Regions from separate parts of the Homo sapiens genome. Here region 1 is linked to region 2. The links are chromatin loops, found by intact Hi-C in ENCODE. Cell type or tissue: mammary epithelial cell. All regions are shown on one strand. Links, peaks and the distances in the headings refer to the core of each region. The heading gives the core; the rest is flanking DNA. Region 1 has its middle 4.1 kb from the start of THUMPD2. Region 2 overlaps SLC8A1-AS1 (SLC8A1 antisense RNA 1).

The links. Hi-C counts contacts between places; a loop is a spot of excess contacts. Peaks named below come from ENCODE experiments on the same cell type or tissue, not always from the same donor. Only the 100,000 strongest peaks of a DNase experiment are listed, where the experiment ranks them.
Region 1: a loop joins it to region 2, with 3 times the contacts of the local background. A loop is called at or near these places in 1 of 110 quality-filtered maps.

The regions. Positions count from the first base shown.
Region 1 is chr2:39,781,139-39,785,540 of GRCh38, reverse strand. No RefSeq gene overlaps it. Among named protein-coding and RNA genes, the nearest start is that of THUMPD2, 4.1 kb to the right of the region's middle. In mammary epithelial cell, for the core only: no CTCF peak of the experiment used is centred there; a DNase peak (open chromatin) is centred at 2,030.
Region 2 is chr2:40,030,539-40,034,940 of GRCh38, reverse strand. The region is part of intron 2 of SLC8A1-AS1 (SLC8A1 antisense RNA 1); the gene reads right to left. Among named protein-coding and RNA genes, the nearest start is that of SLC8A1-AS1, 120 kb to the right of the region's middle. In mammary epithelial cell, for the core only: no CTCF peak of the experiment used is centred there; DNase peaks (open chromatin) are centred at 560 and 1,820; H3K27ac peaks cover 2,222 bases.

The DNA.
Region 1 (4,402 bases), core at 199-4,198, 250 kb after region 2:
TAAACTGATCAGAGAGACAGAGCACCAAAGCCATACATAGTGATTGAAGGTGCAAATATTGTTACCTGTCTGTGATCTGAAAGCTCAACTGGCATCAAATAATTTCAGGCATTATGTCTTATTTCAAAGATGTTTTACGAGAGAATGAAATGATTGCCTAAGCCAGTGCTTCAGGTTGTATGCTTTTGTTTTGTATCTGTATTGTTTTTCTGTTTAGCCAAGTAATTCATACTCATTGCAAAAATTGTAACATTAAATATGAATATAAATAGTAAATTTTTAATTATTAGATTTCAGACTTTTTAAAAGAAAATCATTAGAGGATAGGCCTGATTATGTGTAGATATAACAGAGAACACTTTTTCAACGGTGCTAAAATCCATTTTTCAAAATCATGCAAGATATCCATGGGCAGCAAGTAATTATCACTCTTCAACAAAAAGAAAAATATAAAAAGACAAATATGTAATAAGTAAGTCTGCTTGTTCCATAGTCTACTCTTCCTTCATGCCAACGACAGGAGCAATACTGACTGAATAAAGCCAATGTTCTAATAAACTCTTCAGATTTTATTCTGCCAAATACCATTCATAATGAAGTAAGGTACTCTATTTGTGTTTTTGAGAAAATAAAAGCTAACCCTTTGTTGTTTTTATTTGCAGATCACATCTGCTTGAGTTTTGAGGGAATTATTTTTTTCAGTTACCACTAAGAAAATACACAAAATAAATGACCATCTACTAAAATGGAATAAGACATACAGGAAAATGAAAAGGATAAATATCAAAACATAGGTATCCTAGCTAATGTTGGACATTTCTGGGGCTTTCTTTGTACCAAGAAATAGAAAAAGTTAGGTAATAGCAAACCTCTAAGGAAAATAATAATTCATAGTCAATATTATCATGAATGCAACAAGAGAAAAGGAATATTAAAACAATAGTCTGAGGGAGGTGAACATAACTGCAAAAAGAAAATGGCTTTATTTAGTCACTACAGTTGATTCAAGTAAATTGAAGAAAATTGCAGATATAGTCATTCATTCATTCAACATATATATCCAAGAAATAATATCCATACTCTCTTCCAACTGGGGCATCATTAGGTCTATATTTTGAGTTTTATGAGCTCAAAATATATTTAAACAAAATCACATCAAACAGCCTCATGTCTTGAAATATGCATTAAATACATGCCACACTTTTCAGAAAAGACATTGGAAATAGTCAACTATACTTGTATATCAAAGTAATTTCATGCACTATAGATCTGAAGCAAAAATAACATATAAAAAAAGAATTATCTCTCCAGATCAGAGCATAAAGATTGTATCTTTTGAATTTTGATTCTACATTTAAACTAGTGCTATAAACACTAATTAGCAAATACTGTTTTAAAGACAGTATTTACATATACCATGAAATGTTCTGCTGAATTTTCTCCTTTTGATTGTATGTTCAAAGAAGCACCATTCAAGATGATTATTGTGTGTACTTAAGTGGTTTAAAGGATCAGTATGTGACCAATAGTTTTTTCCCAAATGGCTTGCACTTGCAGTCGTAAAAATATGTAGATTCTCTTTTTCACAATCTATACTGACTTGGTTGGAATGTGTCTGTCTGACAGATTCATGTGTCTGTATCTGTGGTTTTACCACAATACCATAACACAATTGAATTCCATAAAATTTATAAAATCCTACTCTTTCCAAGTTACTCTGTGGGGCTACGTGGCAGGAGTTCATCATACCTCCACAGTGCAATGCTCACAAATGAATGGGGGAAGAGACCAAGCTAATACAAATCACAGGGAGAGAAGCAAACCAAGCTAGCTGCTCCTACCTGGGAAGAGTGGATGCCTGTATCAATCAAGATTCCTTGTTGCAAGAAATAGATGCTAACTTTAACTGATTAAGCAAAGTAAAGCGTGCGTGTGTGTGTGTGTGTATGTGTGTGTGTGTGTGTGTGTGTGTGTGTGTGTGTGTGTATGACTCATTTGTTGGGCAGTCTGGAAAACCAATCTGGAAGCTAAGCTTTCAGAAACTGGCCTGACCAGAAAACTAACTGCTGCCACTACTACCACCACCCCCAGCAGTTCCACTTCTGCCTCAGGAACTCAATCCTGTTCATGAAGCTGTTCCTGAAGGTCAGACACCCCAACAATACCCCAGGAAGTAAAATGAATTGTGGAAAGAGCCTTTTCCCCCACATTGCTCATTTCTGAGTCACGTGAGGCTCACTGGTAATGTCTAGATCACATGACTATGCCCTGGTTAGCAAAAAGGCTCCACCTGTGGAGGTGGGTGGGGCCCATCAGAAGGATGATGCCCCAGACTTGGCAGAGATATGGTTTGGATTTGTGTCCCTGCCCAAATCTCATATCGAATTGTAATCCCCAGTGTTGGAGGACGGGCCTGGTGGGAGGTGATTGAATCATGGGGGCGGAGTTCCCCCTTGCTGGTCTCACGACAGTGAGTGAGATGAGATCTGGTTACTTAAAAGTGTGCAGCACCTCCCCATCCTCTCTCTTCCTCCTGCTCCAGCCATCTAAGAGAAGCCTGCTTCCCCTGTCCCCATGAATGTAAGTTTCCTGAGGCCTCCCTAGCCATGCTTCCTGTTGAGCCTGCGGAACAGTGGGCCAATTAAAACTCTTTTCTTTATAGATTACCCAGTCTCAGGCATTTCTTTATAGCAGTACAAGAATGGGCTAATATGGTGCTCAAAGGGAGATAAGAAACCAAAACCATGACAAAGGCTTACTCAGCTTCAGAATAAGCTCATTCATTCAACTTCATTAAGTGGCTACCGTTGCTGGGCCCAGTTGCTTTCATTTTATTCCCATATATGACACTGTATTGTCATCCTTTATATGCCCATCTCAGCAATTCAGCCCTGTCACCATTACCTCCCATTGATTTAAAAGTTTCTCAAAGGCTGGAACATTTAACTGGCACATTTGCCACAAACTCAACAAATATTTATGAATGAATAAATGAATGATAAAGGTATAAAATATTGCATAAAAGGGTACAAGAAAGGCAGGAAAGTACACCAGAGAAGATGTGGCATTCTAGCTTATCCTCAAAGAAAAAGAAAGAAAGGAAGAGAAGAGCGCTCTAGCCAAAGGGAACCATATAAGCAGAGGCCTGGGAGAAGGGAAGTAGTGGGCATTTTGAAGACGTTAGCACTTGAATTGCTTGGCATCTAGCAACGGTTCTTCATCTCATGGAGAGAAGAGGCCAAGGCTTGTCACCAACCCTACTCAACTGTACTGGAATACAGGAGAGTGGGGTGGCAAGCTTGACACTGGTGACTTCTCAGGTAATTCTGAGGAGTATTCCTGGGTAAGAAACATTATTTATAAAGTGTATAGGGAGGAAGAAGAGATAGTGAGGAAGAGAGGAACTAGAAAGGAAAGTTGTGAAGAAGTTTATTTTGGAGGTACTCCTATCCCCTTTGTGCTCTCACTTCTCTACTTCATTGGCCTCACTACATTGCCCTTATTCCTGTATCCTGCTTGCAAAGGCCCCTGCTGATAGGGCAGTTACAGCAATTCTCCTGAGAGGGGCCTCCTTAGTTGCCCTTTCATTTAGTTACTTTTTATTGGCATACATTTGAGAGGCCACCACAGGCAAGCCAGTGTTCTCGCTACAGATGCCCAGATGAAGTCATCCCATCCTCAAGGATTTCACAATCTATAGCACTTGCATTTTAATATATAAGTATATACATCATACACCTTTAAGAACTAAAAGAATTGCCAGTGGCACCAAAATAGGGAGCTATCTCAAAGCAAATATTCTTGTCCTAAATTCTTAAAACACCTCCACTTAAAAGTCTGTCCATTCTAAAATTGTTCCTGCCGACTTCCAATTTCCTACATGTTGAAATATGTAATATTCGAACAGTAAATTGCAGCTGGATATGCTAAATTTGTCTATAGGGATCCATAGTTTTCAGAAGAGACTTTTTTAAAGAAGAAGAGATGATGGAGAAAAGAGTACCTGAGTAATGGGGGAGAGAATTCCAGGCAACTCTCTTACCAGAAAACGAAACTAATTTCTCCCTAAAGAGGCAGAACTCCCCCATTCCATCGCACTGCAAGCATTTTGTGAAGGGCATTGGTACAGCTGACATACTGCAGCACAGTTCAAAAGGAACAAATGCACATGACTCCCACATATGAAACAAGAGTAGCCCCGACCTTGCTGACCAAAGGCTCCTGGAGGGGAAAAGACATCAGAAGAAAGAGGAGAAAGTAAGGGGAAGATCGATTGGCTCTGCAAAACTGCAGCCTCAGCTCAGCTGTGGTTTCACCCAGGCCAGCACACTGCTGGTCGGTGCTGGACTGAATAGGTCATTTCATTTTTTCAGCTGCCTTTGGTTGTACTGACATAACTGGG
Region 2 (4,402 bases), core at 141-4,140:
GGTTATGTGGAAGCACTGACTAGGCTGACAGCCAGTGTGCCTCAGGTCCAGTCTTTCTGGAGCACCAAGAAGTTGCCCTTCCAAGCTCTGGTCATCTCCCCAGGGCACAGCCATAGACTGAAAGGGTTCCTGACACATCTCAGAATCTCACACCTCTAGCAGCCCTCCACTCTTGGGTTATATGTTTTTCTCTCTTACTACTATCAGAGATTCTTGATTTCCCTTTTCTTTCCAGAGAATCTGGAATAATTTCAGCAACTTTCTTAGGTCTTTACAAAAGACAGGAAGATGCACTGACCTCAAGTACTGCCTACTGTGAGTTCTTCAAAACTGCCTGAGACAAGTAAAGACTAAGGATCAGGCCACTTTGAATAGTGGAGAAACAACAAGAAAAACACAGTAAAATTTCGTTTTTTAAAGAGGTGTTCCCAGAATTTATTATACAAAAATTCAATCCTATCAGCTCAAAGGGGTGGACTGTAGCGGGTGCTGTGTGCCCTGCCCACTCCTCCCCTCTTTAGGACTGAGACATCCATTTCCTGAGTTGCTGGGATTATGGACAGCTCACAGCTCTCAACTGAGTCACTGTCCAGCTGTTGCCCTGAGATGAATAGAGGCGTCTCTCCCAAGCTCACACTCCCTCCCTGTTAGAATCAGCTGAAGACTTTGTGGTGACTGTTTAACAGTTAAATTCCTCCATTTTCATGATTCTATTTTTTACAAAGTAAAATTTCAAACAATATAACCCTGCCAATATGCATGTATAGAACACACACACACACAGTGGAAAAAGAAGTTTTGGTAGGAAACACACCAGAGTGATAACCGTGGTTATCTCTAAAATGTGATTATAGAATTTTGTTTACCAAATTTTCTGTGGCAAGCACGTGCAACTGTTATAATAAGTGAACAACAACCCCATAGGCTGAAATGAGCTCATCAGCAACCGGGATAGACCATTTCCAGCCTGCTCACAGTTTCTGACTTCAAGCTCCTGCTGCTTCCTCCTCTGCTGGAAGACTTTCTCAAGCACTCAGAGAGCCTGCTCAGCCTGGAGGCACCAGGAAATACTGTGGAGTTGACAACCCCAGGGCCAGTCCTCAACTGATAGGGGCTAGGAATCAATAGTTAAGTGTCTCGCCTCCCATTCTCTGGTAGGGCACTTCTGATGTATACCACAAAGAATCTGAGAGTCCTAGCAGGATTCACCTTCAATTGCCCAGAGTAGGATGTCAGCACACTTTGCAGTGACTTTTCTCCCTTTTCTCCCTGGCTCACCTTTCCCAGCTCCTCAGATTCACTGAACCAAGTTAAGAGAATTTCTATAGCCGGTAACCCCTGGATTATCAAGCACTGATCTTTGTCTTTTATCTCTGTACCTCTACCATCCCCTAGCAAAGAGCTTTGCCCGCATTAGACATGCTATTAAATGCCTGTAGAATTCAATTAGATTTTAGTTTGCCATAGCTATAATGGAAACCTGAATGCTCTCTTAAATGAGGCAGACCAGCATAGATTCAAAACCAGGCCCCTGAATTACTATTTGCACCACAAGCAGAGTGTGCACCTTAAAAGGCATTGCGTAGTGATCTACTTTATAACTTACCATGATACCCAGGAGTACAGATGGTCAAAGTCAGTGTTACAAGTTTACAAATCAGTTCAAGTGGGCACCATTTTAGTGCTGGTAGATGGCACACATTAAGAGACACTTTGCTTCACTTGCCCATTCCCTCTAGAATACTCATATCCTTTGCCACCAGCATTATCTCCACAATGGTTAGTCAACCTCAGAGAGTATGTAGTGGCTCATTAACATTCTCTCAATATGAGCTGTCTATGAGCTATCGTTTCCACAATTTCCTGGTACAAAGAGAATTTATGTTCATAATGATGAAGCTGAAGCTCTGATTGCATGATCCCCAAGGTACTTTGTGCTTTTATCAAAGAAAAATTGTTTGTTCATTGTAGTGTCTATCTGTGGACAAATACCTTTCAGTTAAACAGAATATTTTTAGTAACAGTGAACCCCAAATGTGTCACACAGTCTGAAATACCTAGGACTTTATCTCTGATGTTACTAAAGACATCAACTACCACACCTGGCACTGGTAGCAGCACCATCCCTTTGCCCCATGCCTAGTGTGTAGCTCAAGTCTTTGGGCTTGACATCCTGAACCCAAGGAAAGAGGCTGAGTGGAGGAGAGTGGAGTTCATCATAGCTTAGACTGTAAAGTCAGACACAAGTCTGAAACGTTGGTTTTCACATTTCAACTAGCTCATTACAGCCTAGTAGGTACCGGACCAATAAAAATAAGGATGATTTCCACAGCCTTTTTAAATACTCAGAAAAGAGTCTTAAGCACTTGATGGGACTTAAAAATCCCAGAAAGTGATTCTCATCCCTCACAGAATATGAAGTATGGCTTTAATTTAGGACTGGTCCCACCAAAGTTAAAAATCAGCAAAGTTCTCCTCTCTTCTGGTGCTGTCAGTTTCCCCACTCAGCCACCTTTTCAATTTTCTCTAAAGTGTTCAGGACCCAAACAAGGCAAAAAATATAAATATAGGATTCTGTTCCACAAACCCTTGCTTCATCTCCCACCTAATGGGTTCATATATCTTTGGACGTATGTTCTGGTTTCTCTTCCTTCCTCTTCCTCCTCCCGCCTCTACCTTCTCTTAGTATTACTCTCTGTCTCTACTCCTAGGATATAGATGCAAAAGAAAAGAGATTTAAGGTGATTGTTTTTTTGAGAGAGAATCTTGCTCTGTCACCCACACTGGAGTACGGTGGCACAAAACACAGCTCACTTCAGCCTTGACCTCCTAGTCTCAAACAATCCTCCCACCTCAGCCTCCCAAGTAAGTAGATGGGACCATAAACATAAGCCACCACATCTGACCTTTTTTTTTTTTTTTTTTTTTTGGGAGACAGGTATTGCCATGTTGCCCAGGCTGATCTCAAATCACTGGGTTCCAAAGTGCTGGGATTACAGATGTGAGCCACTGTGCCTCTCCAAGGTGGGTTTTTGTGTGTGTGTGTGTGTTTTTAACTTACACTTAATGATGAACCTACTTATTATGTGCTAGGCACCATTTAAGATATTTTCATATGTAATGCCTTAGTGTCTCTATTTACTTTGAAATTCATTTCTCCTTCCTACAAACTTTGTGCTATTTTCTCTAACCAAAATTATTAAGAGGAAGGTAGTCAACTAGTAAGATTCCCCTGTACAAGTAGCTGGTTTTAAGTCAAATGCAAAAGCAGGTCTGAACTCAAAAGAATGACAAATGTATACAAGTACAACATCCTTCATTAGGGACAAGAAATAGTTAAGAGAAAAGTACGACTGTAGATACAATTTGCACCCAGATAGAGATGAGGCAGAGTGGCTAAAATTTTTGGATTTGGAGTTAGGTTGCCTGGGTCCTTGACTCATTGCTTAAACTTTCTAAGCCTTGGTTTCTTATCGATTAAAGGAACACACAATAATCTTAAGCCATAGGATTGGCGTAAGTATTAAATGAGAAATGCATGTAAAACACTTAGCACAGTCCTAAGACATAATAAATGACTCATAAAATAAGCTGATTCTGAGCACAGATTTCTTTCTCCTAACACTCATTCTCTTCTTAATTTTTTATTTTGTTTTTAAACATAATAATTGTACATAGGTATGGGGAACAGTGGGATGTTTTGATAAATGTATACATTGTGTAAAATATCAAAGCAGGGTATTTAGCATACCCATCCACTCGTACGATTCTTTTCTTGTATTCATTTATTTGTGGTAAGAACATTCAAAATACTCTCATCTAGCTAGTTTGAAATATACAATATTGTTAACCATAGTCACTGTATTGTGCAATAAAACACCAGAACTTATTTTTCTTTTCTAACTTTACTTTGTACCTGTTGACCAGTCTCACCCTATATTCCTCATCCCCCTATTCTCCCCACCCGTCTCTGGTAACAACTATTCTATTCTCTACTTCCATGAGATCAACTTCTTTAGATTCCACATATGAATGAGATCATGTGGTATTCATCTTTTTGTGCCTGGTTTATTCCACTTAACATAATGTCCTCAAGGTTCATCCATGTTGCTGCAAATGACGATGCTTTATTCTTTTTAGTGGTTGAATAGTATTCCACTGTGTACATATACCACATTTTCTTTACCCACTCATCTGTTGAACACTTAGGTTGATTCCTTATCTTGGCTATTATGAATAGAGCTGCAATAAACATAGGAATGCAAATAGCTCTTCAACATGCTAATTTCATTTTCTTTGGATATGTGCCCAGTAGTGGGATTGCTGGATCATGAGGTAGTTCTACTTTTAATTTTTGAGGGCCCTCCATGCTATTTACAAGATGTACAAATTTATATTTCTA